Linked DNA regions of Mus musculus: regions 2 and 3 are each linked to region 1. The links are chromatin loops, found by intact Hi-C in ENCODE. Cell type or tissue: heart. All regions are shown on one strand. Each heading gives the region's core, and the rest is flanking DNA. Links, peaks and the distances in the headings are about the cores only.

Evidence for each region. A loop is a pair of places that touch in the nucleus more often than their neighbours do. Peaks named below come from ENCODE experiments on the same cell type or tissue, not always from the same donor. Only the 100,000 strongest peaks of a DNase experiment are listed, where the experiment ranks them.
Region 2: it touches region 1 in a loop (5-fold over the local background); 16 of 42 quality-filtered maps call a loop at or near these places.
Region 3: a loop joins it to region 1, with 4 times the contacts of the local background. A loop is called at or near these places in 14 of 42 quality-filtered maps.

The regions. Positions count from the first base shown.
Region 1 is chr14:79,557,945-79,568,258 of GRCm38, forward strand. It overlaps Elf1 (E74-like factor 1), which reads left to right. Exons shown (of 9, transcript NM_007920.4): 3 at 2,803-2,983; 4 at 7,518-7,628; 5 at 9,206-9,370. Among named protein-coding and RNA genes, the nearest start is that of Sugt1, 25 kb to the right of the region's middle. In heart, for the core only: CTCF peaks have their summits at 5,076 (motif pointing left) and 6,978 (motif pointing right); a DNase peak (open chromatin) is centred at 5,077.
Region 2 is chr14:79,477,369-79,487,682 of GRCm38, forward strand. It overlaps Wbp4 (WW domain binding protein 4), which reads right to left and starts at 3,900. Exons shown (of 10, transcript NM_018765.3): 1 at 3,563-3,900; 2 at 3,005-3,077. The coding sequence starts at 3,564. Elf1 (E74-like factor 1) reads left to right here and starts at 3,826. Exons shown (of 9, transcript NM_007920.4): 1 at 3,826-4,269. n-TEttc4 (a tRNA gene) reads left to right here and starts at 4,300; the gene lies at 4,300-4,371. It also overlaps the pseudogene Gm9243. In heart, for the core only: CTCF peaks have their summits at 3,438 and 3,637; DNase peaks (open chromatin) are centred at 3,713, 4,203, 5,053 and 5,863; H3K4me3 peaks cover 4,325 bases; H3K27ac peaks cover 4,174 bases.
Region 3 is chr14:79,505,997-79,516,310 of GRCm38, forward strand. All of the region lies in intron 1 of Elf1 (E74-like factor 1), which reads left to right. It also overlaps the pseudogene Gm9243. Among named protein-coding and RNA genes, the nearest start is that of n-TEttc4, 29 kb to the left of the region's middle. In heart, for the core only: a CTCF peak has its summit at 8,139 (motif pointing right); a DNase peak (open chromatin) is centred at 5,765.

The DNA of each region.
Region 1 (10,314 bases), core at 1,520-9,519:
TTAATATTTTGCTTTGAAAAGTAAATGTTTTCTCTACCGCTTGTGTATGTGTTTATGTGTTTCACAATGTAAATTCTTAAGCCCCTAGTTTCAGTTTCAAAATTAGTTTTACAATTTGAAAAGCCAGTTAGTTCTGGCTAACTTTTCTGAAACAGGAAGAAACATTTTGAAGTAAGACCAAATGTGCTTGAAGATCATTGCCTATAAGTTTCATTGCATGGCATTCTTGAAGGTAAGGATACTATATATATTAACTTTGAGTAATTACATTTTTATGACTCAAGTAATACCTGGCCTTACTCTGCAGTTATGTAAACATTTACTTTAAAAGAGCGACACTTTAGTATAGAGCAAAGGCATAGGTAATTCCAGCGTAACACACTCGACAGAAGAAAATGTCACTTTCTATATAACAGGAGCCTTTTCCCACTTTAGTAATATGTACTCATGAGGAACAAAACAATGAAATAAGTAGGATATTTACTAAATGAAGCCACGGATCCTAAAATGAATCCAGAACTAAATTCTGTTGTTGGAGTTCAAGTTCAAATTAGCCCATATAAAAGACACACAATCCAGATATTTTATTTATAAGCCAAATACTTAGACTAGAACTATTCTAACTTATTCCCTGGCTCTAATGCTCCTTGTTACTTGCAGTTTCTCCTGGCCAAACAGTTCTGGTCCGTGGCGGCTTTCTCCTCTCTTGTCTGTCCTCTTCTTCCCCTCCCTACTCATGGGGCAACCACACCTTAAGAAACCAGTTTTAGCAATGGGATACAAACAGCATCAGACCCACCCATGACAAATTCCTCCCCTGATTTTTTTCTCTTCTCTTACCCTCCCCTGTGACGACCATTAGTGAGATGATTAAGGGGCTTTGAATCAGATTTTCAGATTAGTTACTAGTAGAATAGTTCCTCCTTCTAATACTTTGTCCATATTCATTTGTGATATTTTAAAATATTTGTGATACTGTATAGAGATACCGTATTTAGTGAACAAGCCAGTATTTTGGGCTAGAAAGGTAGTCTGAGGGTGGAAAGATGGCTCAGCAGCTAAGAACTCTGGCTGTTCCTCCAGAGGACCAGAGTCACTTCCCAGCAGCACGTGGCCGCTCACAGCTGGCTGTAACTCCCATATTTCAGTTTAAGGGGGTCCAATGCTCTGGGCTCCTGAGAGGCACTGCACACATGTGGTACACAGACACACATGACCACAAAACACCCGTAAACATTAAAAAAAGAGATAAGTCTACAACCACTTGAAAGCAAATCAGAACCATGTCAGAAGATAATAGAGATGCTTACCTTAGAACTAGAGGAGTATGAATTACCGGTCATAGGAAAATCCTTGGATGTAGTTTTACACGTTTTCTAAGTTAGAGATTTTTTCAAAATAACAAATGTAAAGGAAGCCAGGCATGGTGGCTTATACCTGTTTCCCTGCACTTGGGAACCTGAGGCAGAGGAGTGCTGTGAGTTCAAGGATACTCTGGACTACATAGTGAGTTGCAGGCTGGCATGAGCTACGTAACATCATGAAACAAAGCAAGACAGAAAGGAACAACCGAGTTGATTTTCAGTATGTCGTTAAAAACCTCCTGGGGAAGTTTTCTCAGTGGCAAAGTGAAGTAGCTGGATGAGGTTAAAATTTTCAATTCTGATATGCCATAAACTGTGTTTTTGATGTTATTTTGAGACAGGTTCTTAGCACATAGCTTTGGCTGGGCTAGATTCAGTGTGTACATCAGGCTATTCCCTGACACATGGAGCTGGAACAGCCTCTGCCCCACCCCCCCCAAGTGCTGGGATTAAAGGCATGTGCCACCACACCTACCTAAAAGTTTGTAATCTTCTAAACAGGAATCAGTAGGAAAATTTCACGACACAGTCATCCTAAAGGAGGACAGCAGTAGAAAATGAAAGTTAATTGTTTACATGTGCTAAAATCAGGCTTCCATGCCAAGTGTAACTAAACCGAGATTCTTCCAGTGAGCAGGAAGCTTTAGTAAGAGCTTATTTAATTATTCATCCATTGCATTTCACTTCCTGGCTCATGCTTTGGCATAATTTTAATATATATATGTATTTAATATATATATATAATACATATATATATTAATTAATTCTGTGCCATTTTAAGATGTACTTTTAGAATTAACCAATGAGAACTGTTATTAAGCTGAAGAATCTGACGTGGTGGGCACGTGGTGGGCACGTGGTGGGCACGTGGTGGGCACGTGGTGGGCACGTGGTGGGCACGCCTGCAATCGCAGTACTTAAGAGATGAGAGCAGGAGCATCAGGAGCTCCTGGTCCTCTGGTAAACAGCAGGCAGGGTAGCCTGAGATACACAGAGCCCGCCTCTTAAAAAGGAGGCAAGACTACTGTTTGGGTGTTAGAAGTTCACAGTCCTCACAGCATAAAGGGTGGTTAAAATGTAAGTGGTGGAGAAGGTATGGTGGGGTATGCTTGCATCCCAGAATTTAGGGGAGTGAGTTTGAGATCATCCTGGCTTACGTAGAGAGATCAGTCTGTCTCAAACACACACACACACACACACACACACACACACATGGGCCTGGGGGGCGGCGAGACGGGACTAAATAGGGTTGGGTATAGATCAGTGGTTGAGTTCTTGCCTAACTTGTGTTAGGTCCTGGGTATAGTTTCCCTTTAATAAAACACGAGCAAATAAATACTACGAGTGTCAAGTGTTTTATGAAAAAGTAAAATGGTTCTTTGATTGTATCCAACCAAAGCATAACTTTTCTCTTTCTCGTCCCTTCCATCTCTTGCAGCTTGGTGATCCTGCTATATTTCCTGCTGTTATTGTGGAACATGTTCCTGGTGCTGATATTCTCAATAGTTATGCTGGTCTAGCTTGTGTGGAAGAGCCTAATGACATGATTACTGAGAGCTCATTGGATGTTGCTGAAGAAGAAATCATAGACGATGACGATGACGACATCACCCTTACAGGTGTGTGTGCGCACCGCAGGCCAAATGCTCAGGGTCTAGGCCAGGGGGTTCTAGGTGCTTGGCCTTTTCCCAAGGATTTGAAAATATGGGGTCACACAGATTTGCAAAGGTAAGGTAAGTTGTTCATAGCAGAACAGTTATAGAGATTATAGAGGGATAGCCTATCAAGACTGACTGTGAGCTACACACAGCATGAGATTATTCAAGGGCCCCAGGATAAAACTTAGGGTCTTTTTAAAGTGGGGTTTAAAAAAAGGAGGGGCTGAGTACTGAAGGGTATAGCTCGTGTGCTTCTTTACTTTAATTGATAGATTAGGTATATAATTATCTTTTCTATTAATCATTCTCCAAAGCATGACACACCTGGTTTTAATTATAGGCACGATAATAAATAGAATGAGTTCTCTAACAGGTTACTGGCAGCTTTGCCTTGCTGTGCATGTACCTGAACCCAGTTCAGGGTGGATATGCCTTCTATTTCTTATACTTAGATATACTGGAAACACACTTGACTACAGTCTTCTCTCAATTTTTAGGATGTGGGGAATTTATGTTATGGGTAAGAGATGTGCAGCCTGGTGTAGGTCAGGGTGGAGGGCTTCTGGGGTTCCGTAATGTATTGTAATACATACTATGCACACCCCACCATTCTGCCTTAGCGTGGGGCATGATACCTGACGCACAGACGTATTCAGTGAAAACTTCTTGTATCAGTAGCTTATGCTAGCAGATATTAAAACTGAAGTTAGAATATTGAAAACAAACTTACACTAATGAATGAATAAGTGAATTATTAGAACTGAATATGTCTACACGCGGGTGCTTGTCTTTTTAAGAAGTTAACACATGATCTAGTGCCATTTTAAATTAGAACAGGAAGGAAAAATGACTGTGTGGCTATTTGGTGAGGGAGAGAAAAGAAAGAACCCTACCTAAAAATTATACCAAACGAGTATATGGCTTAGAGGTTAAAAGCACTGGTTGCTATTCCAGAGGACCTGGTTTTAGTTCCCAGCGCTGAAATCGTAGCTTACCAACTGTCTGTAATTCCAGCTCCAGGGGATTTGGTGCCCTCTTTTGACAACCTGCACCAGACATGCATATATGGTATTCAGACAGGCAGGCAGGCAGGCAGGCAAAGCACTTACACACATAAAAATAAATATTTTTTAAAGTACTAAGACAACAAAGTAGATATCAAATCAATAAAATGTTTAATATAGGAAAAAACTTTTAAGCCGGGCAGTGGTGGCGCATGCCTTTAATCCCAGCACTTGGGAGGCAGAGGCAGGTGGATTTCTGAGTTCGAGGCCAGCCTGGTCTACAGAGTGAGTTCCAGGACAGCCAGGGCTACACAGAGAAACCCTGTCTCAAAAAACCAAAAAAAAAAAAAAAAAAAAAAAAAAAAAGGAAAAAACTTTTAAAAGTTATGGCTTGATTTATGTAAGTAGCAAAAGGTTTTCTATGTGTGAGAAGGAGCAGAAAGAGCATTGACATTTTCAGCAAACATTGCAAACATTTTTCATTCCTTCCCCAAATTATAATCAAAATAAAAAGGGAAGTGACTGTGTGAAGAAAGAGCTTAAAAGTAAGCAACTGTAAGTGGACACAGAATTTGATTAGTTATGTTAATGAGTAAAAATATAAATGTCTAACATGTATGAGCAAGAGTTATTGCTTAGTAAACACATATGCATGGTGTGATGCAGGGCGGCAAGGTTATAAGCCCGGCACTTGGGGAGTAGGACAGGAGAATCAAGACAAGCCTCATGATACCACGTCTCAGAAGAAAGAAAAGAGCAATAGTGTGGCAAGAAACGACAGATCAACAGGCTCCTCCCTAGTGAACCAGAAAGGCCTGGTGTCAGAAAGCAAGCCTATTTTAAAAGCCAGGTTATTTGTGTCTTCTCTTCCTTTCTTTTCTCACCACTCCAGCCCTTACCGCCTCTCTGCTTATCTAAGATGAGAAGGGAAGAAGGGCTAATTCCTGTCATTCCAGAGTTGGGAAGGTAGTATCAAGCCTTTGAGAAGCTGGGGGAAGGAAGGCCGAGAAGGACAAGGGCTAGAACGGTACCGCCTTGTGGCCAGAGCTAGTATAACACAGTGCCTCCCACTGTAGCTGGCAGAAAAACATTTCCTTGTAGGTTAAGATGCTGGCCTGCTTGGTTTCTTTCTCCCATGCTTACTGAAGACTGTCTTCTTCCTTGTCTTCAGAGAGTCTTCTTGATTACTGTCCAAGTCCAGATTTCCTAGTGGGTTGACAGGATAATGATTTAGTCTACTGTGATGACCTCATTTTAACTGGACTCTCTACTTTCTACACGCCCTCTGTCGTGTCTGTCTTCTGCTGCTTGCTTTGCTTATGGTAATGGTTGTTCCTGCTGCTGGGGATGGAATCCAGGACCTGTGTATGTGCAGCAAGTGCTCTCCTGCTGTGTCCCATCACCACCGAAAGGAATTTGAGGGATAAAAATGACAATATGGAATCATTTGATGTTAATTTTTAATACACGATGTTATCGTTGTGTTAGGCTCCTTTTAGAAAACATGCTAAAATACTTAGAGATAAAATATGGAGTAGCAGGCCCAGACTGTAGTCCCAGACTTGCTAGGCAGAGGTAGAAGGATCAGCTGTTGTAGGCCAGCCTCAGCTACATAACGAGTTTGAGGCCAGCGTGGGCTATAATAAGGTCCTGAATTAAAATTGAAAGAGAAACAGGGCTGGTGAAAAAGGCTCAGAGAGAGAAAGCGCTTGCTGCCAAATGCCTGGTGAGTTTGATCTCGGGGACACACATAGAACCAACTCCTCCAGCCTGCCCTCTGATCTCCATACACATGCTGTAGTATGAGTGTACATCCTGCAAATAAATAAAAGATTGCAAAAATAACAGAACAACCAAGCAAATGAATAAAAGTGGAGACTTGGATCCCTTCGCAGTGGTCCTTTGTAGAGAGTAAGCACTGTGGGAGGGTGTGGACGAAAGATCAACAACTTGTTGATTGTGTTTGAAGCTGTGAATGAACACAGAGGCCTTTATTATGTCTTAGGACTTTGATTTTTCCAAAATCTCTAATAATATGAAGCTTAGTTACTTTATGGTGGTGAATGCCCGTGATCTCACAATTTAAGAGGGAGAGGCAGGAGGATCACTATAAGTCTGAAGCCAGCCTGGTCTTACATTATATATTTTGGGCCAACTATGACTGTATAACATAGACTCAGCCAGAGAAGGGCTGGTGAGATGGCTCTTATTGTAAAAGTCAAATGACCTGTGTTCAGTCCCCAGAACCCATGGGAATGGGGAAGGAAAAAATACTTCCACAAATGTGTCTTCTGACCTTCCTGCACACTTTGTGACATGGTCCAGACACACATCACACACACACACACACACACACACACACACACACTAATAAACAAAGCAAAAGGCAGTTGGCTGGTAGCTGACACCTGGGGTTCCCAGCACTTGGGAGGGTGAGGCAGGAGCATCTCAGCAAGTCTGAGGCTAGCCCACACTATAGTGCACATCTTAGTTTGCTTCTTTATTGATGTGATAAGTACCATGCCCCAAAACAGCTTGGGGAAGAAAGGGTTTATTTGGTTTACACTTGCACATCCCTCAGGGAAGTCAGGGCAGGAACTCAGACAGAACCTAGAGGCAGGAACAGAGGCCATGAGCAATACCTAGCTTGCTCTGCATGGTTTGCTCAGCCTATACAACCCCCTGGTCTTTTACATTTATTCTTTATTTTATGTGTACAAGTATTTTCTCTATGTAATTTTTTTTGTTTTTGTTTTTGTTTTTTTGAGACAGGGTTTCTCTGTACCGCCCTGGCTGTCCTGGAACTCACTCTGTACACCAGGCTGGCCTCGAACTCGAAATCCACCTGCCTCTGCATCCCAAGTGCTGGGATTAAAGGCGTGTGCTACCACTGCCCTCTCTGTGTCATGTAAGAGTGTATCATATGCCTTCAGGTGCTTGAGGAGACCACTAGATGGCCTCGGCCTCCTGGAGCTTAAGTTAAAGGTGGCTGTGACCCACCCTGCAGTGCTGGGAAACAAATCCCAGGATTTCTCAAGAACAGCAAATGCCCTTAACTGCTAAGCTATCTCTCTAGACTCCCACCTGCACCTGCTTTCTTATGCAAGCCAGGACCGCCTACCCAAGGGCGGTGCCACCCACAGTGGGCTGAGCACTCCTGAATCAATGCAGGCCAGTCTGATGGGAACAGTTTTTCAACTGAGATTCCTACTTTCCAGATGACTCAGGCTTGTCAGGTTGACAAAAAGCAAAAAAGCAAAACAAATAAAACAAACAACACCCTCTGCCCCACAGCTAGCATAATGTGAAACCTTCTTCATATTCACCTCATATTTATTATTATGGCTTATGTTCTGTATCTTATAGTTTATATGCATGCAAGCTACAAGCTCAATATTAAATGGCATGTCCTGGTTCAGGACACTGTGGCTGAAGTTCGGAGAAGCACATACTGTTTCAGAGTAGCTAATACTATTCTTTCTTTATTGCAGTTGAGGCTTCTTGTCATAATGGAGATGAAACAATTGAGACCATTGAGGCTGCCGAGGCACTCCTCAATATAGATTCTCCCAGCCCTCCTGTACTGGATGAAAAGCAAATCAGTGAGTGCTAACGACCGCTCCTGTCTGTGTTCACTGCGAACTTACCCTTGCCCTCCCCTTTAGAGATGCTTTTCTTTTGTGGGTCCCAAGCACATTGTAAAGGACAGATTCTAGTTGTGGTGCCCTTGCTAAACGTCCTGTTTAACTGACACTATTTAGAATAAAAAGTAATATGTCTCTTTTCCCCAACATAATATTGTTTTTGTTATTTTTAGAATTTCATACAATGCATCCCCATCAAACTTGCAAACTCTTGCCTCTTCACCTGTTTATTTTTTAAAAGTTTATGTACATTAGTGTTTTCCTGAAAGTAAACATGTGCATTGTATGTGTGTAGTATCGATAGAGGCCGGGAGGAGTGTTTAATATCCCAGAACTGGAGCTAGAGTTGTAAGTCATGATGTGGGCACTAGTAACTTGGAAGAGCACCAAGTGTTCTTAACTGCTGAGCCTCTCACTGGGTTTTAACTGGACTAGTATAATATAGTCATCTCTACAGATAATTGTATTGAATAGGCAAAAATGTCCTAACCATTTGTTGTATAAAATTCATTGCCAGCTTATTAACCTCTCTTTAAATCGATTTCTTCTTTGGGCCTTTGACAAGGGAGAACTGAAACTTACAGGCATAGTTACTAAGAACGTTCTGCATGTTTGATGTGCACAGTGGTATGTGAGGCTATGTATGGTATGACATAAGAATAGCTATTACTTCTTTCTTCAGTTTTATGGTTTAATCCCGAAGTCACTCATGTGCGTAAGGGAGTATAAAAGCCAGAAGCAAAGGCCATGGAAGTGATAGCATGGTGTTCTGGAGGGAGTGGTACTCTTGCTGTATAGAGAGAATGTTTTAAACAAATGACAAGTAGACTTCATTAGATAGAGAAGACAGGCCGGGCAGTGGTGGCGCACACCTTTGATCCCAGCACTTGGGATGCAGAGGCAGGCGGATTTCAGAGTTTAGGGCCAGCCTGGTCTATAGAGTGAGTTTCAGGACAGCCAGGGCTACACAGAGAAACCCTGCTCAAAAAATGAGAGAGAGAGAGAGAGAGAGAGAGAGAGAGAGAGAGAGAGAGAGAGAGAGAAGACAGAAATGAATATTCAACTTACAAGGAGTAGATCCAAGCACTAACTCGTAAAGTAAACTAGTTTCTTGACAGAAAGATGTCTTTGCAGGTCTGACTCAAGTGTTAGCTTCATGGTGAGTGGGAATGAGATGGTAAGGTAGGTGTAGCTTATGGAAACGTGGAGAGGCATGCTGTGGAGTTTGAGTCATTTGTTTTATTTTTTCCTCAGTACATTATAGGGAGATGTTTTTGACTATGATTTCTCATTCTCGTTTTTAGAGAATAAAGCATTTGTACAGAGGTCTAATGCTGTGAGATAGGAATTGCGTTTCAGAAAGGAGACCTGGGGTGGTAGACTGGGGTGACATAGATGGTGATGGGAAACAAAGCCTGGGTTGCTTTAGGATCCTTGATTTAGGGCAGAGGAAATGAAAAGCGGAGAGTTTATACAAAAAGACGTGATTCTGTTTATAATACACAAGTGATTATAATTTATTTCATTTCCATTAGATAATAATATATTTAGCTCCTCTGAAGATGACATCGTTGCCCCAATCACCCATGTGTCCGTCACATTAGATGGGATTCCTGAAGTGATGGAAACTCAGCAAGTGCAAGAGACAAATGCAGACTCCCCAGGAGCCTCCTCCCCAGAGCAGCGCAAGAGAAAGAAAGGTGCGTGGCTGACTTGCTTAGGCCGTACAGTCAGTGTTGGTGTGGACTCCAGACAAACTTTCTATTACAGGTGCTTCTATACCAGGTAAGATACGGAAGAGCAATGAGGACACAAGACCAGTTGAGGCATTTCTTCATATTAGTCACTAAAAAAACCCTAGGTACTTATAATAGTTGAGCTATCTGACAGGAGATTTTCCAACTCTTTGTCTTTTATTGTGTTTGTGTTCAGGTGTGTGTGTGTGTGTGTGTGTGTGTGTGTGTGTGTGTGCGCTATGGAGTATGAGTAGAGGTTAGAGAACACTTGGCACAGAGTTTGTTCTCTCCTTTTACCATGTGTGACCACGGGCTCCCTCTCAGGTTGTCTAGCTTGGTGGCAAATGAGCTAACTTGCCAGCCCAGATCCAATTATTAAAGCCTCAAGTTTCTATTTAAATTCTTTATCCAGCATCTTCATCCTCCTCTCAACCAAATAAAACAAAAACCCCTGGGGGTAAGGGTTCGGGCCAGGTTTGTTTTGAGGGCATAGTTTAAGGTCCTCCTTTGCTTTCATTAGTCTTTGTTTGTTTTATTATTTTATTTATATTCTACAAGATTTTGTCTTTTAATCCTTTAATTTTGTGTGTGTATGCACATGCATGTGATTAGGGAAGAGAACCCCAGTCCTCTGTGAGAACAGCAAGTGTTCTTATTAACATCTGAGCCATCTCTCCAGCCTGTTTATTTGTTTTTGAGAAATGTTCTCAAGTATCCAGGACTGGCTTTAAATTCCCTGTGTAGCCAAATGACCCAGGCGAGCATCGAGCATCGCTGCTCCTCACGTCCTAGGGTGTAGTTTGAAAACCTCCAGTCTACCAGAGATTCCATTACAGGGATCCAGTAGGAGAAAAGTGCAGAAAGTTGGAATTCTGCAGGCAATTGAAGAAACGAGTGTTAAACTATGT
Region 2 (10,314 bases), core at 1-8,000, 82 kb before region 1:
TAATGGCAAAAAATAGAAAATAACTAGTTTAATATAAACTGATCTTGGATCAAATGATGCTGGTGGTCTAAGCAGACTATTGCACTCTCCCACCAGGTGTTCTCTGGTTCTTAAAACAAGCAAGGATGACCACATCAGCGGGAAGACATACACAGTACTCTCCTGACTAACCCAGGGAATACAGGTTAGTGTAAAAAGGACTTGAGACACGATGCCTTTTAAAAAGAAAGACGTCACAGCTGGGCAGTGGCATATACCTGTAACCCCAAAAACCCCAGCACTGTGAACACTGGTCAAGTTCCAGGCCACCTGAAGCTATTTGCTTAAGTGTCTCAAAACAAAAAGAGAATAACAAAAGTGCCCTATCTCCCCAAACTAAAACAACCACCACCAAACAAATAAAAGCCACAGCAACACCACCACCCACATTAAATGTCAAAACTGGTTAAGCCTCTAGAATTTCATTGCTCTGTTTTTCTAAGAGAAATAAAAATTATCCTTAAAGCTTGGCATTAGTTGGGCAGTGGTGGAGCGCTGTTTTAATCTTTTAAGCACTCAGGAAGCAGAGGCAGGCAGATCTCTGAGTTAGAGGCCACCTTAGTCTACAGAGGTAGTTCCAGGATAGCCAGGGCTACACAGAGAAACCCTGTCTCAAAAAGCCAAAGCAGGTAAAAGACTTTGTTTTTAAAATATTAAGAAAAATAGATACTTAAAAATTCCTTGTTTGGGCAGGTAAGATGGCTTAGTGGGTAAAGGTGCTTACCACCAAACCTGACCACCAGATTCAACCCCCAGGACCCACATGATAGAAGAACAGACTCCTGAAGTTGTCCTCTGCTATTCGCATACCAGAGAACATCCACAACAACAACAACAACAGCAACAACACACAGACACACACTTTAAAAAATTCCTCACATTGTGCAAAATGATGTAGTAAAACAAAGTGACTGTTTGTAGCAACAATCTTGTAGTTTATCTACTGGAGACTGGGTAAGTGAACTGCGTGCACTCCCACAGGCTTTTATTGAACAGAAAGGCAGCACACAGTTCCCTATGTACTGACATGGGAGACACCTTCAGGATACACTGTTCAGTTAAAAAAACCTCTGTACCCTGTGAACAAGATGGAATAAAATACATACACACAGAAACAATGAAAGGATGGACCTGAGCAAAGGGGGAGGTGACTTCTGAAGAGTAACATAATTAGATGGCTGGGGACAGGGATGGCTGACTGAGCACTGGGGCCTACATAAATATCCAGAAGTTCTCACAAATTATAGATGTCTGGTGGAAAGAAATAAGAAGTACCCTAAAAGTCCTGTCAATCAAACCCTGTATGATGTATTAATGGAGCTATTCTAATATACTCCTCAGAGTACCTCTTTAAAGCTAGAGTTTGTAAGGCAAACAGTTGTCTCTATTGTTCCTATACCGAGTTACTTACAGCTGATTATACCACACAAAGAATACTGTATTAAAGCACCATTCAAAATTAAATAGTTTTCACTAATAAATTACTAGATATGTAGGGAGATGCACACAGACCTCTAGAAAGATAATTTATTTTCATAACTCATTAAAGTTATTTTATTGCATAGGTACCTCCTGGGATATTTTTTTCAATTTATGTGGTTTTAAAATCTCATGGCAGTTTTGGTAGGGATTAGCCTAAGCCAAATAAAATATGCACAATCTTTAGCACCTACTAGCAAAGCCAAAGGGAAGAGCAAAACTCCTCTCAAAGCCTAAGATGATTTAGTAGTGTGTAATGGCAGACTGTAGCACAAAATATGGCATCATTCCGTGGTGTACAATAGTTCTGCCAAGTAATACGTTATGTATATGCAAGACACTATAGGGTTTGCTTTTTCAAGACAGGATCTCTCTGCGTAGATCTGGCTGTCCTTGAACTCACTCTGTAGAACAAGCGGCCCTTGAGCTCGGAGATCTGCTTAATAGCCTCTGGATACTGGGATTAAAGATGGGAACCACCTCTGCCCTTGCTGACCCTGTAGTTTTTCAAAACGTATTTTCTGGGTCTACGCCCCTGTGAGTGTGTAAGGACATGAGCATAGCCGCTAATGGAGGTCAGAAGAGGCTGTCGGACACCCTGAAACTGGAGTTACAGGTAGTGTCGAACTGCCATGTGGGTACTGGGAACTGAACCTCAACCCTCTGCAAGAGCAGGAGTTGTTACTGACTGTGAAGCCATCTCTCCAGTCCCCATAGCCCACAGCTTTTGATACAGTAGCTTGTCTGATTGTAGAATGTCTAAGAGGGAAGAAAGCCAGCTGACGTCTTACTTTATGCTTTAAAAGTTGGATCTAAGTGGTGGTGCACACCTTTAATCCCAGCACTCCGCGAGGTCAGCCTGGTCTACAATAGCCTGAGTTTCAGGACAGCCAGGGCTATACAGAGAAACCCTGTCTTGAAAAACAAAAAAACAAACAAACAAACAAAAAGTTGGATCTAGGAGTCTAGCCATGGTACACACCTTTTTTGCCAGCACTTGGGAAGCAAAGCCAAGTAGATCTCTGTGGGCTGCGGGCTAGCCTGGTCTACAGAGTGAGTTGCTGTCTGGAAACCCTGTCTTGAAAAATCACCGCCCCCAACCCCCTTGCAAAAATAGTGGGCTCAAGGCTTTCAGCATAAGGTATATTACAGCTGCTCCCTTTGTATCTCACCAGGGAATAATGCTGTTCTCCTTCCTGTGGAGAACAGGAAAAACTACAATATTCCTTTTTAAGGGGCAGGTATTCCATAAACAAGATTATCCCACTCACTGTCCATTTCCTCAAAGTCCCCAGAAATAATTTGGCCTTAAAATCAAAGTCAGATTGATGAAAAGGAGAAGGCTATAGCTTTCATAAGAGGAATCAAACAAAAGAAACCTTTTTAGGTTTTGAAGAATAAAGAGCACTATACACGAAAGTGGCTTATACACACTAAAGTCAAAAAAACAACACATCACGTGAATATTTTAATAAAAATTTCATACAGGCCTATTGTCTGCTATCCAGCACTTGCAGTAATCACAGAATTTCTTTGGTTGTGACTTCCAGTAGTCGGCCCTGAAAAGATAAAAACAACTCTAAGCTTATCCAAAAATTGAAAGGAATTTTTACAGTTGTTAAAAAATGGGATATAAGGCTGTTTTCGGACTTCTGTCTTAGCAAAGCAGTTGTATTATTTATGTAAAGCTAAAGTCCGTGGAAAACTGCTCTCCGGTGAAGGTAAATCACACTGCACCGAGATGAAGAAGTCTCAAAGTATTTCTCTTTCCCGTGCCCTTCTAGCTAATTCATTCGTTCTGGGGACGCGAGGCTGGGAAAAGCCCCTGGACGTCTGAGGCCGCAGCGCCACCCCGGCCCCGGGCCCGGGCCCCGGCGGGCGGGCGGGGGCGGCACCCGAGTCCCCGGCTCCTGCCTAGAGGGCGGCCGCGTCTCCGAGAGAACCGGCCCCGCAGGTCGGGCGGCCCCGGGCGAGCGGAGGGGCGGGAGGAGGCCACTCGCGGGCGCCTGGCGGCGCAAGCCCGACCCGACCCGACCCGACTCACATGACGGCGGCAGCTCCGCGGGCAGCCCGCGATCCCGCTCACTGATGTCCGCCGGTGGCTCAAGCCAGGACCTCTCGGTCTCGGCGTCCCCCCCGGGTACGGCGTTTCCACGGGTGGACTACGGCGGCCGCGACGGCCCAACCCGCGCGCGCGGTTGTCACCGCCTCTTCCCCTCCCCCACGGGGCGGTACTCGCGGCGCCTGAGAGGTGGGGTCGGTATAAAGGGGTTGAGGTCACCCAGAAGGGACGAAAGCGCGACGGGACCGGAGCCGCGGGCCCCGAGCGTCCGACCCAGGCTCCATCCCGCGGTCCTCACGCCTCCCGGGATCCAGAACCTCCACTCCCGAGCTGGCTCGCAGCCGAGAGGCTCGATCGCCTCCCCCCAGCCCCGGCCGCACGCCGCCGTTCCCACAGCCGGCGCCGCCCTCGGCTTTGCCGGCTTGCCCGCCCGCTCTGTGACCGGGGAGCAGCCCGGGACCTGACGGCTGAGAAAGAAAGGCGCAGCCGCCCGTTCCGGGAGCGCACGGGGCGCCCGGCTTCGGCTCAGAACTTTCCAGGGGCGCGCACCGGCCCCGCTCCTCCCCCCCGCCACGCCCGCGCGCTCCGCCGGGCTCGTGCCCGCGCGTGGGGCAGCGGCCGCGGGGGCGGCTTCGGCGGCGCGAGTTGCAGCAGAGTGGCTGAGTGGTAGCGGCGCTGACGCTAGTCAGGTGGGTCACAGCAGTGCTTGTAGCAGCACTTCCCATATGGTCTAGCGGTTAGGATTCCTGGTTTTCACCCAGGCGGCCCGGGTTCGACTCCCGGTATGGGAACAGTGTCACTTTTTGCTCTAGTTGAGTTTACTTGCTTAGTGGCTCTGGCTGACTTCTGCAGCCGTGTTCGGGGTGAGTTTGGGAGCAGGCAGTGTAGTTGCTCCCGTGGATGGGAGCTTGGCTCTCGGAGGCCGGAGGAGCGCGGCGGCCGCTCTCGGGCCCGCTGCGAGAGGAGTTTCGCTTTCCCCGCGGCTGTACCCCGCCCTCAGCCCGTACTTTTCCAGGCGCTCGGGAGGTGATGATTAACTTGGGCCTCGCCTTATCTCCCCCCGCCCGGGTGCCCCCTCGGCCCACACCCTGCTCCGCCGCCCCCTTCCTACTCGGCGGGCCGGGGCGTGCCCGCTGCGCTCCAGTTACTGTCAACAGCGGCTGGAGACCACCCCGCTGCTCCCTATCGCCAGACCCCCGCCGATCCCTTGTCGCCGGCTGGGCTCTAGGACCCCCGCCGCGTGCACCCGAGCCCGGTCCACCGCTCCCCCCCCCCCCCAGCAACCCTCGCCTCAAGGCTTTTGCAGAATGTCTCTTATTTTCCTTCTAACTCCCCTTTCCTCTTCAAACACACGGCAAACTGCGGAGAAGAAAAATACCACTGGGATGAGATGTCTTGAAAGAACAGAGCCGGCTTTCCCGGAGGCTGTTTGGAGCGTCACTGATTTAAAAAAAAAAAAAAATCATGGGATGGAGGTGGAGCTTGGAAGACAGAAAATTAGCCCGGAGACTGGGGAGGGGATGTTACAACAAAGTTGCACTGTACTTTTAAATATAGAAGCCCTGTGTTTATTACAAAGAAGCGGCCCAGCTGTGTCAGCAGCCTGAGCGCCGTACACGAAACAAAAGCGTTATCATAAATGCAAGTTGAAATTAGAAAATTGGGGCAGCTGTAATGTTTAGTCTGTTGGGCCTTTGGGCACAAATAAGGAAAAACTGACTCCGGCGGATGAGTTTCTGGTCAAAACCATTACTGAGCAGAAGTTTTGGTTGTTTGTGTGTTCCCAACAATATTTTATAGCCTTAACTGGCACAGCTGAGTTTGAAAATAGCTGTTAATGTGATCTATGCGATTAGGGATTAATGAGCCTTTCCTCGTAAAAATTAAACCTAGAAAACTCCTTTAGCGAATATTTAAAACATTAACACAAGTCCTTATGCATGTCAGGTTCCCCACCCCCCACCTCCAGATGTTTTGAGGTGCCTGCTGAACAGCAGGCGCTTTAGGTAGGTGGGTAGTGGCTGGATAGAATCCCTTTGGCCTCCAGTCCTTAGCTATGGGATCGTGCGAAGGTCTTTGACCTGAGTGTAGTGGTGTCTTCTAGCTTTAGAGCCGTAAGCGTGTCACCATCATTATATTACTACGATAGTTTCTCCGTGTGGCTCGAGATAGCCTAGAACTCACTAGGAGCCGGAGCTGCTGAGGTTTATGGTCCTCCTGCTTCTGCCTCTCAGCAGTGGGCCTGAGGGTAAGGTGAGTCTGTTCAGACCTCATCTCAGTCTCACGTACCCCAGGGTAGCCTCAAAGTCTCTGCGGTGATGAAGATCTCCTTTGCTCTTGCACCTCCTGCCTCTTCAGTGCTCAGGTCACAGGCTTATGGCACCAGACTCGATTTTTTTTTTTAAGTTAATTACAATTCCTTATGTTTATGAATGTTTGCCTTCCTGTGTGCCACCTGTGTGCCTGGTGCCCAGGGAGGTCAGAACAGGCCAGATCCTGGAAATTGGAGCAATGGGTGGTTGTGGGCCTCCCTATTTGGGTGCTGGGGAATCAAGCCTTCATTTCCGCAGGAGCAACAAATGCTTCGAACCTCTCGAGCAGCCGCCTAGGTTCTCCAGAGCAGCACATTCTCCACAGAGTGTAGATAGGTTAGAACCAGGCACTTTGTTCTAGATTTGGAAGAAAGGACTCCTATCCCTGCTTTGTTTAATTTTTGCAAGTATTTGACCGGTGCTGAATAAAGCCTGTGTTATCATAGATGGAAGAGTAAGTGATCGCCGGTGGGCATACTGCATGTTTGGGGTGAGTTTAGGACAGTGGTACGGTGAGAGCATTCCTCCCCAAGATGTCCTCTGTCTAGCTCTGGGCCAGGTGGGGAACAGGCAGGCAGGGTCCGAGTTACACACAATTGTTCCTAGAGGTGGGGTGGAGATTTGGCTCAGGGAAGGGCAAGAATAGAGAGTGTTTGCCCTGCACCTTGAAGAACTGGTTGGATTTCTCCCAGTGGGGAATGTAAATCATAAAACCTGAGGTGGATGAGACTGGGACCCGGAGACTAGCAGGAAGTAGGGGTCGGTAGGCATGCGGTGCCTGGGGGGAGCTGGTGGCAGAGCAAGAAGAGAGGCAGGAATTTCAAACTTTGCAAGTTTGAGGAGGTTACACATTCTTTTAATCAAGGGTCGACCTTTTATATCAGGAGAGTTCTGCAAACATTTTTGACTCTTTGTTCTGTGTTGTTCTTGTTATTGTGAGACTGATTCTTACTATCATAGCCCAGGTTAGCAGATGTGTTCTGCCACACCCAGCTTCGTCTCTGAAAAGCTTGAGTGTGGCCGTGGTGTGTGAAACAAGAAATCTTACTTCAAAAGACTCAGACAGTAGAGGAAAACGCAGACTGTTGCGTGCCTGTAGCTTTTATGTTTAGGTGTTGAATATTTTCAAATCAATAGAATGGAAAAGCGATTAATTAGACTTTATAAGGATGAAGACTGGGTTTTTGTTGTTGTTGTTTTTGGAGACAGGGTTTCTCTGTAAAGCCACGGCTGTCCTGGAACTCACTTTGTAGACCACTTTGTAGACCAGCCTGGCCTCGAACTCAGAAACCCGCCTGCCTCTGCCTCCCAAGTGCTGGGATTAAAGGCATGGGCCATCATGCCCAGTGAAGTCTGGGTTTAAATTATGGGAGTGAATTGCAGGTGTCCTTTGCAAGACCTTAATAATTCCTGAATAGCTGGGAAATAATATTTGATAAATATCTGAAGATTCTTTTGTTGGGTTGCTGGTGTCTAAGGTGCTCTGTCTAGACCACAAATAGCTAGCTGTACCAACTGAGTGCTAATTCACCCAGGCCATGTGGTGATAGTTGCTACTGTCAGGTGCAGCCAGGAGAGGTGTGAAAGCTCCATGGAAAGGGAGGAGTAGGAGACAAGGTGAGTTAGGCCAAATCCAGAGCCGTTCCGCTGCCCCAAGGCCTCTGCTTCCCCATTTCAACTGCCTGTCTGGCCATCACTGCCCCTCAGCCACCGTTGGCCTTGTGGCTGACTCTTGAGTGTGCCTCGGGGTTTTATTAACACTTGTTCTTCTGCCTCCACCTCCCCTCATCTCAGGCCTGCCTGCCTTTCTCAGAAAGGCCTTTCTGGACACATTAGCCAGTCTCTCTCTTTTTAGTTACTTTCTGGTTAATTTACCTTGCTTGTTCATTCATGTTTTCTTTCCTTGCTTGCTTTTGGCTGCAATTAACCTGTTCACCTTTTTTTATATTAAAAAGAATATTCTCTCTTGTCCCTCTCATAACCCCTCCATCCCTCTGTTGAGAAGCTAACTTGTAGGACTCAGTTTTCTCTCTCTACCACTCGGACCCCTGGGATACGACTCCGGTTGTCAGCCTTGGCACCGGTACTTTTGCCTACTGAGCCATTTCACTGGCCCTTCTCCAAATTTTGAAAAAGATTCCTTTATGTGTATGAGCATCTTGTCACAGGGATGCGTGGGTACCAAGAGGGTGCTGGGTGTCACAGAGGTAGAGGAGGTTGTTCAATTCCTTAGGACTGGAGTCACCACTGGGAGCTAAGAACTGAACCTGGGTCCCTTTAAGAACAGCAAATGCTCTTAGCCACTGAAGCATCCCTACATGCGGCCCCCGCCCTCTCCCCCCCCCGCCCCCCCCGCCCCCCCCCCCCGTTTCTTTTCTTTCATCAGGGTAGTGTGAGGATAAGTACATGTGTCGTGAGGTCAGTCCTGCTCAGGTTATACCACAGAGAAGTTGGACCTGCACTGCACTCGCTGTTGGTGCAAATGTGTCATGGCACAGTCAATTGGAAACGTTTGGCAGTTCCTTAAAATCGTAAACAGAATCACCACATGTTCCTCAGAAGGGAAAACCTCTGCCTCCGTTACAACTTGATGTAAATGTTTACAGCGCTTTCCCTCCTAACAAGCTGGAAAAGGCCCAAGGATGGGCCAGAGTCTACTGTGTGTCTGTGTAGTGGGACACTAGCTGGAGGTGAGGCAGGCATGGAGATCCAGGCCACAGAATCAACTCTTGAGTTTCAAGCATCTTATGCTTAGTGGGAGAAAGCAGGTGATAAAGACTATGTTGTTCAGCCCTGTGTGGTGTGGTGACACGCGCCTGTAATCCTAGCACTTGGGAGTTAGACGCAGGAGGGTCTCTGAGTTCTAGGCCAGTTGGTCTGCATAGAGAGGAGTACTATAGGACAGTCAAATTCTGTCTCAAAAACAGCAGTTTTTGTTTTTTATTCCATTTATGTAAAATGCCCACAACAGGCAATTTTATAAAGAAAGCTTGCTTTGAAGTAGAGAAGAGATGGCGGGTACCTGCTAATGTAGCTATGTTTAGGTGCCTGAGAGACTATAAAATAAGATTTTAGTTGATTTACAACTCTGTAAATATACAGAAAAGCATGGCATGGCATACTTTATTTCTTAAGTTGTGTTACATGCTTGCAAAAACTATGAAAAAGGATTGAAGTCAAGCCTATGGAATGTTTTATCTCTGAATATGCTTGCCATTTAGATTTTACCTATCTTAGAATAACGGGGGGATGTTTGAGGAGTAAAGGTATGAATCCTAGATTGTTCTAACAGTGCAGCTCATCCTCACCAAGTCCACAGGTACAGTGTACAGTGTACAGAGAAAGGCCCACTCTAAACCCAAGCACTTAAAGCTCTCTGTTTTCACATCTGGGTCTGTGTGAGCGATGGCACAGGCCCCTTGTGGGAAGCAGACTTTGAGAAGGGCACTGGAGATACAGCCGGGCTCTCGTGATTCAGAGCCGGTGCGAGACAAGGCTTTCAGAGGAAGCAGGCAGGCAGGAGCAGGAGCACTTTAACAGCTGTAGCACATTCTGCCTGAAGCGTGGGAGAGTAGGATAGGAGTGGGAAACAAGGTTGCAAGAGTAGATTAGGGTCAGTGGGGAACAATGTCGGAGCTCTGGCAAGTTCTGCTGCTTCTTTTCCCTGGCCTCTAGGGTTTTTCTAGTAGCCTATCTTTGTACCTGTGGGTTTTGCACCGGCCCTGACCTATCAGCAGTGTGACTCTGGGCTGGGGACTTTGACTTTTTCCTTTCTGTCACCAGACGCGGAGCAGGGCATCTGCGGGTGGTCAGGAAGCATCTGAGGCCAGGTTACAAAGTCTGTTGAGAAGAGTTCATGCTGGGAGGCGGCTTGATTCTTGGCAACTTGGAGAAGTTCTGGAATTTGGAGCTAAAGGAGTTTGCCTAGCTAGGAAAGTGGATTTCTGGTAACGTGAGCTAATGAGGTGAATTTGATAGCACTGCGCAGGTCAGCTGGAGAGCGAGCCTGAGGATCCCTTCCACACCTTGCCTTGCCGGTTTCTACTGTCACTTTCCCTGGACCAAAGTCGGTGCCTGCCTTGAGGAGCCAGCTTCCCTGCTTGCTTCTGGGCTCTCCCATGGTGGCTGCAGCTTAACAGAAGGATCGGGTTCACAGGCTTGCCCGAAGGAAATCTTTGAGACGTCAGAAAGTAAACACCCTCAGGACAGTGGGGAAATGAAGCGTGGGTTCGGGTTTTGGACAGACAGGCAGGTTTCACTCATACTGTGGATCACGTCGTTTTTGCACATCCTAAGGTGGGTTTGCTTTTTGCACACTTCACATTTGCTCCAGGAGCCAAGACTCTGACACTGCCACCCTGTGGACACGTGATTCAGCACTTCAGGAATTAAAGGGAAACCTCCTTCGTTTGAAATTAACCG
Region 3 (10,314 bases), core at 1,499-9,498, 52 kb before region 1:
TTGGATTATGTGCTAGTGTTTTATCCTCCGATTTTGTTAACGTGTGTGCCTTGGCACCATCATAAGGAATTTAAGTGAATTATTTTGTGAAACAGGGATGGTCTCTGCACCTTTTAGAGAAGTTAACACAGAGGCTTAGAGCTTACATATGTAGGCCTAGAGTGGACAACTGGTTAATAGTAGAGTTGGGACTCACACTGTGGTCATCCACTCTGAAGTCAGTGTCTTAACCATTAGTCTACTGGGCAAATGGTTAATGTTAGTTTCTTGATTCTTTCTGCATGCTCTGTGTGTGTGTGCCTGTGCCGTAAGGTGGAGAGGCCAGAGGAATCAGGCGCTCTCTAGCCCTTTCACCTTATTCCCCTGAGGCGAGGTTTCTCGTGTGTTTTAGGCCAGCCCCGGAGAGTCTCCTATCTCTTCCTTGCAGTGCTGGGGCCGTAGGTGTGTGAGGCCCAGTCTCTTTTATGTCTCGGCTGGGTATCTGAACGTGTCCTCAGGCTTGATCCATAGGCTCTCCTCCCTCCCGAGCCACCTTCCCTTAAGGTAGCCTGAGATGTGGGTAGATCTCCCTTACTGTTCCCTGCTACTCTTTGTAATTCATTATATAAGTTTCTTTCTTAAAGAGATTAAAAAAAAAAAAAGGCCCAAAGTTTCCCCTATTTTTCTGTCTAATTTTATCGAGGAACAAAGACAACAGTTGCAGGCAATAATTTTCATGTTGCTGGGTTTTAGTCTTAAGGACCCAAGGCTTCTGGAATTGAGGCTTAAATAAAAATAAAGCTGTAATTCTTAATTAGCATAAGATGCATCTCTATGAGAATTCAGGTCATGATACCATTATTCCTTAACCTCCTCTAAACAGAATCTTTGTTTTTTAGACAACAAATACCAAACAAAATTGGCAGTGGTTGAAATTACTTAAAATAAGAGGTGCGGCTTCTCCGACACTGCCTTAGGTTTAATTAAGATAGGTAGTTGTCTTGTTTTTTGTATTTAAAAGCATAGAATTTTGCCAGGCTATTACAGACTCCTAAAGTCCTAGTACTCTGAAGCTGATGCAGTTCAGGCCTAGGTTACATAATGAACTGGAAACTTAGCAGTGAGACCCTAATGAAAAAAAAGAAACAGAAAAATTTTAAGAAGAAATAAGCAAGTTTTGGTGTGAAAATGTCTCTTTTACTTTAAGCCTATTTACTTAAATATCTTGTCATAAAATTATTTCTAGACTAATAACAGCTTTTATTTTAATGCTATTTTGTTCTGCAATGCTGAGGGTTGAACATAGGCCCTCACACATGCTAGATACATTCTGTACCACTGAGCTAAGAATACAAATTTAAAAATATATATTTTATAGAGACTGGAGAGGTTGCTCTTGGAGAGACCTGGGCTTGATTCCCAGCACCCGAATGACAGCTCACAACTGACTGTAACTCTGGTTCCAGGGATTACAACACCCTCTTCTGACCTCCATGAACACCAGGTAGACAAGTGATACACATACAGGCTAACACTCCAAAGAATAAAACAAATCCAACAAATCAAAAAGAAAACCCATTTATTAGTAAAGTATAATTGGCATAATTTCATTTTTGAAGATTCTATAAAATTTACATTACTGGCTAGTGTATGAATAGCTTCCTGCCAATTATCAAAAATCTGGTGAAGAAAGGGCTAGGAAAATGGCTCAGTAGTTAGAAACAGTTGTGCAATTGTGAGGATCTGAGTTCAAATCTCCTGCACAAACACATGCACACACCATCAGTGAATGTGAGGTAAGAAGAAGAGTGCACTGATGTGTATTTATGCCGCTCACAAGTGTGACTCAGCCGCACGGTGTGGCTATCAGGACAACTTGTAGGAGTTGATTTTTCCTTATAACTTATGGGACCCAGGCACTGAACCCAGGTCATCAGGCCTGGCAGCAGCCGTTGCTTTCTAAGCCATCTTGTGGACCCTGAGACTTTTTATGTGTCTTTAGTAGGACTTTGTTCTGCAAACAGCAGCCTAAGCCTGAGGATTTAGAAAGGCCATAGAATCAAAAGACAGAACTGAAAGGAGTCTCAAAAGTCCCCAGGTTTCCATGCTGTTCCAGGCTTTAACAAGAACAGGAAATGGGACTGGGATTTAGCTCACAGGCTGAATGCTTGTTTTTAGCATGTGCAAGACCCTGGGCTCAATTCCTAGGATTGCAAAAACCCTAGGAGAAAACAGAATGCCTGGGGAAAAGGCTGGCTTGGCAAAGCACCTGCAGGGAAGCTGGAGGGCCGTGTGTACATTCACAGAACTTACAGGAAAAGTTTGGCCTGGTAGCCTGTTCGTAAATCCAGTCTTCAGAGGAACTTGGGGGGAAGGAGACAGATCTGAAGCCTAGCTGAATCTTTGGTTTAGCGGGAGACTCTGTCTCAAAAAATAAAGATGGTGGGCCCGGAGAGAAGGCTCAACAGGTACTGACTCATCCTCTAGCCCCACAGCGTTTGATCTACACCCCATTCACTGGAAGAAGAGAGCTGACCTCTCCATTGTACATAGGGCACCTGAGTGCCCACATACAGATCAATGCACATGGAAAATAAAGGGTTGATAGCACTTGCGAGGTGAGGCAGGAAGATAGTATAAAGTTACTGCATGCACAGTGGACGGTTCTTTACAATAGAAAAGCAGTTTTGTTAAACAGCACCCCTTTCTCACCCTTCTCCCCAACTCTTTAAGTAGAAAAACCTTCCCACGATTATAATCATAACAAAATAAGCCACCTTTTAAAAATACCACTTACCTTTGTTTTGGGTACAGATGTTTTGCTTGCATGTGTGTAAATAAGTGCACACAGATGGGCCCGGTGCCTACAGAGGTCAGAGAGGTGCCCGGTCTTCTGGAGCTAGAGTTTGGATAGCTGTGAGCCAGCACATGGGGCCTGGGAATGAAATCTGGGTCCTCTTCAAGAGCTGCAAATGCTCTCATCTACTGAGCCCTCTTTCCACTCCCCAAACTGTTATCTTTAACCTCACTTCTGTCTGTCTGTCTGAAGCTTCTCTCATCAGACTGTCTCCTTTTAGAACCGCATTGTGTGACTTTTCCAGGCAATTTGCTTCTGCTTTTCCTGGCTAGAGAGGACAGAGGTCGTACAAAGGAACAGTATCATCTGAGTTCAGTGCACTGAGCCAGTGAGCTTATTGGGGTTATAGGAGCATGGGTGAGACTCCAGCAGCTGAGTCACAGAGAAAGCACCCGTCCTACAGGGATGAGTCAGGATTTAGGAGAGTGCAATCGCCCGAGACCCCCAGGCAGCCCTCGACCATGGAAGGGTCTCCTCCTTCCCAGCAGATGACATGACGCCAGGGAGCTGCACCGGATCTTCTCATTCGTATGATCTTCCTGTGCTTTTCAGTCAGGGTTCTTAGGAATTTTATGAGCTCTCTTGTATCTTTAGGAGGGAATTTTTCAATCAGGAAAAAACATTTATAAAATGGACTCTATCACACATAAAACTTTTCTTAAAAATACCTATTTTTAGCCGGGCGTGGTGGCGCACGCCTTTAATCCCAGCACTCGGGAGGCAGAGGCAGGCAGATTTCTGAGTTCAAGGCCAGCCTGGTCTACAAAGTGAGTTCCAGGACAGCTAGGGCTACACAGAGAAACCCTGTCTCGAAAAACCAAAAAAAAAAAAAAAAAAAAAAAAAAAAAAAACTATTTTTATTTATTTGTACATGAGGATCTCTCCCTCCCTCCCTCTCTCTCTTCCATCCTTTCTTTTTGTTTGTTTGCCTGCACATATGTGTGTATCCCATGTGAGTGCACGAATCTCTTGGAACTGGAGTTACAGATGGTTGTGAGCTGCTATGTGCTGGGAAACAAATCCCAGTCCTTTTAAGAATAGCCAGAGCTCTGAGCCATCTCTCCATGTTCCACCCCGATTTCTTTTTCTTTTTCTTTTTCAAAAAAATCAATAGTAACCTTCATATTGCTAAAACCAGTTGCCATTTTGCTTCAGATCTCATCTGCTTTGGTCTGAGATCAGCGGTTGACGCTCACTCACCTCTTAGTCTGTGTTTACTCCTCAGACTCCATGCCGATAGGGTAGATCTTGTTTTCCTCCTCCAATTCTCTGTGGTCCTTCTCGGCCACCCTTGTAAGCTCTTTATCATTTCCCCACCTCTAAATGATGGAGTGTCCCAGGAGTCTTTAGTATATTATCTGTAACTATATGTCATGCGCATGTGCCTAGATATATGCTAGTGATCCCCAAATTGTATTACTTGTTTTTAACCTTATTTTATAACTTAAATTATGATAGAAAATTAACAACACTTCAGTACTGATTTAAAGTCAGTACATCTTATGTTACACGATGAAAGAGTAAGAGGAAAGATATTTGCTTAATGTGTGTGTGTGCACATGCATGTGTGCATGTGTGTATATATTCTTATGCAAATACATTCTTAACAAAATAGGAGTTTCTGTAAGTGGTCACTTCCTAGTGTTGTAGCTGGCATTACTGACACTCTCTGCTGCTTGTTCTGTATTCTCTTGGTCTTCAACAAGTACCCCAGCTTGTTGTGCCCTAGGGCTGAAAAGTTGATGTGGCCAGCTGAAAGTAAACTTTCTGGCTCATTTATGGAGAATAAGGTGTTTGCTAAATCGGTAGCTCCTTTTCAGGTGCCAGATATATGAATTTGCTCAAGGAGTGAAACTGCATCTGGTTAAGTTTACAATATGGTTATTGTTTCCCAAGATCATTTCCAGACGGGTGCTGAGGACGGCCTAACAACTGCAGTCTGTCTTGGTTACTGTGTATATGGCTAGGGGCTAGAACAGTGTCTGACACACACTCAGTGCTCAGGGCACATTTTTGAAGGGTGAGAATGACTAAGAGTGCCTACAGTTAGTAATTAACATTGAGCCTGGAACATGGAGAAAACAATTTATATGTATAGACCCTCCTTCTCAAAATTAAGGCAGGGTCTCTGAACCCTGGTTGGCCCAGAACTCACTGTGTGCTAGGCTGGCCTCAAACCTTTGTCTTACTGAGTGCGAAGATTACAGGGATGCACCACCACACTGCCATCTTTTTCTTATTTTAAGATAGGACAAGAGTGGGTCAGTGTTTGAGGTTGTACTGAAACAGCAGCCTTTAATGTATTTCCCTGAAGGCTCTCATAAAAATCTCAGTGATAAACAGAATTGAAAAGCCACCTGCCTGGATAGAGGATCTCTAAGGTGTGTTCAGGCTTATGATGATAAATATTTTCAATAATTGTAAACTGGTCTGTTGAGGGACTTCTTCATGCAGAGGAGACCTTTTACGTGAGGGTTGAGTGGATGTTCAGTAGACGGTTGGAATGAGGTGGTCAATCCCAGCAACACAGAGATAAGGAGGTCGAACAGAGGTGGGGGAGGATAATTCCAAACTCCAGCAGGATTCAGTAGGTCTGGACTATGTGTATGTGTGCATGTGGGCATGGATGCTTCTGTGCCTGTTTGGTATGTGTGTATGGGAGAAAAAGTGAAGGAAATGTGTGGGCAGAGAAATGGAGTTGGGTCTGGGAAAAGAAGAAAAATTGAAGTCAGGTGTCAGAAGCCTTGAGTACCATGATAAACGGTGGTGTTTTGTTTTGTTTTAAGATGGGGTAATTGGGTCATCTAGTCTAAGTACTTGCCATAAACAATTGAAGGAAGGAAAGGTTTATTTTGGTCTATGATTTCAGAAGATTCAGTTCATGGTTGCTTGGCTTCATGTGCCTGGGCAGAAGATGACAGCAGGGGTGAGGGGTGGAGGCTGCTCTTAGCTTCTTGAAAAATAGGAAGCAGAGAGAGGGGGGAAATAGGAAGAAGCCAGGCTGAAATATAGGACAGGTAGTGATCTACTTCTGCCAACTAGGGCCACCCCTCCTCCCTTTTTACCACCCCCCAGTAACACCACTCTATTGTGAATATATAAAGGGGTAGCTCCATTGATTACACCCGGACCCTCAGGATCTGTTTTTGGAAAGACAAGGTATTTCACTAACTATTGAGGTATTTCCTCCTCTAATCAAGTTGACAACATTAGTCATTATCTGAAGTTTTCTGTTAGCTAATCTCTAACTTGAAATTCCCCTACCTCAGCTTCCAGTATTGGAATTACGGATGAGCATAGCTAGCCTGGCCTTTGTTTTGATTCTTGGACTCAGAGTTGTTTCTTCTCTCTCCCCATCTCCTCTTTCCCCATTGTGAACTAAGGTCACTATCGTTGGTAGAGTTGTTTTTCAGCAAGACTGTTGGTGGTGGTAGAGCTATATATAGGGCCTCACTGAGGCAAGTCAGGAAAGCAGTCTCCTATTGAGCTGTAGCTATAATCCTTTTAGATAAAAATGATTTCAGTGGTCAGAAATAGGCAGGAGAATACCATGAGATTTTCCTTTGTACTGAGTTCCCAGCCATCGTGGGTCCTTGCCTCAAAAAGAGCTGAGGGGCTGGGGTGTAGGCTCAGTGGTTAAGAATACTTGTTGCAGGGCTGGAGAGATGGCTCAGCGGTTAAGAGCACCAACTGCTCTTTTAAAGGTCGTGAGTTCAAATCCCAGCAACCACATGATGGCTCACAACCATCCGTAATGAGATCTGATGCCCTCTTCTGGGGTGTCTGAAGACAGCTACAGGGTACTTACATATAATAATACAAAAACAAAAAACCACTTGTTGCTATTGCAGAGGACCCAGGTTTGGTTCCTAGCACCCATATGATACACATGGTACCTTGCAGTGTCCAGATACAGGGAATCTGATGTCCTCTTCTGACTATCTTGAGCGCCAGGCACAAAAGTGGTACATAGACATATACACAAACTGCTCATATGCATAAGAATATATTTTTAAAGCTGAGACAGGATGATTGGCATGGGTTTGAAACTAGCTCGGACTAAAAGATGAGTTCTAGTCAACTTGCCTAGAGTATAATCCTGACACAGAAACTGACCAGCTCTGTCTGTAGGAGTGAATTACGGATCATGTGATACATACATGTTTAACTTCATTTGAAACTGCCAGTGCCTTCTAAAGTAGATATACCAATTTCCCAACCTACCAACAATGTACAAAGGAATAGTTACAGGCTTGGGAAATGCTTAGTTGGTAAAATGCTTGCTGTGTAAACATGAAGACCTGAGGTTTAGTGCCAGTACAGGTTCTAGTACAGCGTAAGCTGGTCTTAAACATGCTAGGTGACTGAGGCTTAGAGTGCAGGTGTGGATCACCGCGTCTGATGTTCACCTTTTTGAAAGAGTAATCTTAATCTCAGGATACTATTATAATGTTCCTATGGGGTATATATGCACAATTTATTGACTTCCCAGGACGGCAGTGGCTTCAAACTTAAGTGTGTGTGTGTGCGCGCGTGTTTGTGTTGAACCCCACGTTTCACACATGCTTGCTGTATGATTTGCTGTACTAGAGGGGTACGCTTAGCCGTAAAGACTTTTATTTGTTTATTTATTTATTTATTTCAGCATTGTGGATTGAACACAGAGCATTGCACATTTGGTAGTTGTCCTACCACTGAGTGGTACCCTCTATCCTGTGTTTGTTTAAAAAAAAAAAAGAGTTTTGCCGTGTAACTAGGCTGTTTTTGAACTTGCTATGTAGCCTGGGCTTGATTTGGCCTTGTGTTCCCTTCCCTCAGCCTAAGTATTCGAGGCATGTGCCGTTGAACTCTGTTCCAAGCCCTTGGTGTATTCCTATGTGTGTGCTCACCTGCATGTGGAGGGCAGAGGTCAACACAGGTGTCATTCCTCAGGAGCCACCTACCGTGTTTTTGAGATAGGGTAGATTTGGTTAGGCCAGCTGACCAGCAAGCTCCAGGGTGTTCATTCCTCATGCTAGGCAAGCACTTGGCTATGGAGCTACATCCCAACCCAAGGTCCAGGATGTCACCTGGGTGATGGGCCTCACACTCCAGTTCTCATGCTTGGAGGTGAGTGTTTTACTGAGCTGTCTCCCCAGGTCCCTGTTTCAAGGTGTAGTTTGTTTGTTTGTTTTTGTCATTTTAAAAATAAGTGTTGCCATTTGCTTATTTTTTTAAAAAATCTTTATTTTTATTTCATATGTATGGGTTTTCCTGGGTGTATGTCTGTATACCGTAAATATGCAGTAGTGCCTGAGGAAGCCAGAAGAGGGCGTTGGATTCCTTGGCACTGGAGTTACAGACACTGAGCTGTCAAGCTGGTGCTTGGGATTGAACTCAGATCCTCTGGAAGAGCAGTCAGTGCTCTTAACCACTGAGCCATCTCTCCAGCCCCCATTGGCTTATTTATTTCATTTATTTATTTATTTATTTGTATCATCCTTTTACTTTTTCTAATTAACTTATAAAAGTCAGATTAGGTTTACATGGATATCACCCAAAATATTAGCTGTGGGAAATGAGCTTTCCAGTGAACAGTGGACTTCTTGCTATTGACTCAGAGCAGCTTGTTCCAAGGTGTATGGAGTATGAACATTCATTCAGATATTCCGTAGTCAAAATCGATTTATCCTTTTCCTTTGTGTAGTTAAAAATCAATTTATTAAGTCCTAGAGATTATCTTAGTAAAAAGAAACTTCAGTGAAATAGAATAAATAGGTTATCTTGATGAACTAGTTGTATGCTCACTGAGGGGCCAGGGTAAACAGTGGTGGTAATGTTTTGGTGGCGTGTCTGACCTGGAGGACATTGCTGTAGTGCTTTGCCCACCAGTGTTGGAGACGGGAGCCTGGTACTTAGAAGGCTTGTGAGGCAGGCAGAAAGCTTTATTCCGCAAGTGAAGCTGTGGCTCTGTCTTGGAAATGATACAGTTATGCACTATGATTGCACTGGTAACTTTTAAAAAGTATTTATCTTCCTTTCTTTCTTTCTTTCTTTCTTTCTTTCTTTCTTTCTTTCTGTTATTATTATTATTATTATTATTATTATTATTATTATTTTGGTTTTTAGAGACAGGGTTATTCTGTGTAGCCCTGACTGTCCTGGAACTCACTCTGCAGACCAGGCTGGCTTCTAACTCAGAAATCCGCCTGCCTCTGCCTCCCAAGTGCTGGGATTAAAGGCGTGAGCCACCACTGACCAGTATTTATCAACCTTTCAATTCTACTTAAAATTGTTTTGTTAAGTTGGACTGTCTAACATGAATTTTCAAAAGTTCTTTTAGCCACGTTAATTGACACTTATTTTTCCACTGAACTTTGGATTTTCTAGTGAATTTTATCTGTTTAAAGAACCTATAAGTGTGCGTCTGGCATTACAGTTTGCTGGCTTCTCCAGATTACATAGCCATATATCCCTTCATATAAGGGTTAATGAGTAGCCAGGTTGGACACACCCGTCCGTCCGTTGCTGTGGTAAGACACAGTTCGTTCTCTCCTTTCATCCCTCACGTTTTCTTTTTATAGTCGTACTTATTTGATGTGTTAATTTTACTTTCTTGTAGCTTGTCATTCTATTTTATACTGTTAATTTTCAAAGATGGCAATTAGCATGAGTTAGTGGCAATTTAAACTAGGTAGCTTTGCTCCTGGGCTCTGCCTCGCTCCTGTCCAATGCCTGGCCCCCATTTTCACCTGTGCATTTGCATGTTTGACCTAGCAGAATAATTGGGTCCACAGCAACATGGGCGTGCCTACCTTAGAAACACTTAGTTTCATGTGTGACTCATAAGCTGAGCAGACTTCCCCAATCTGCAGGAGCCATTTTAACAGCACAGAACTTGCCGGGTTGCTTTTTAGTTTCAAGCCCAGAGGACGAAACCTGAAGACAAAAGTTTAAAGGTAACTTGTGATTTTGTATGTTTGCTTCTGGCTGTTTTTGAGTCGATTAAACAGCCGAGGTTCTTACCTGTGGCAGAACATGGCTGAATGTATTCTTTAACTCTGATAAAATGCACGTAGTGAGTCACATGTCTGTGCACTTCAGAACTATGGGCAACAAAGTATTTAAATGCTGAAAAGTCCTAGCTCTTCCCCTGAAGCATCTTGTTTATTTCACTGCTTGGTATTTTCCTCTCCTCTAACTTCACATAAAGGAGAGCCCCCACCCTGCAAAGCAAACCTGATCCAGTTCTAATTAAAATAAACTTAGTTGACTCGGAGGGGCTGGCTGAGAAGTAACTCTTCAGTAGACTCATGAGATTCTGATGCTGAGAAGAAAATCAGGAACAAAGGCTTTGTTACAGTATCTTAATTAAGGCTGAAATCTTGGGTTTCAATTTAGTTTTAAGTGTTGCTCACAGGCCTGTCTATGCTTTTTTTTTTAAGTTAATGAATTATGCAAAATATTTCATTTTGAAAAGCAAAGAGGTTTAAAAACTA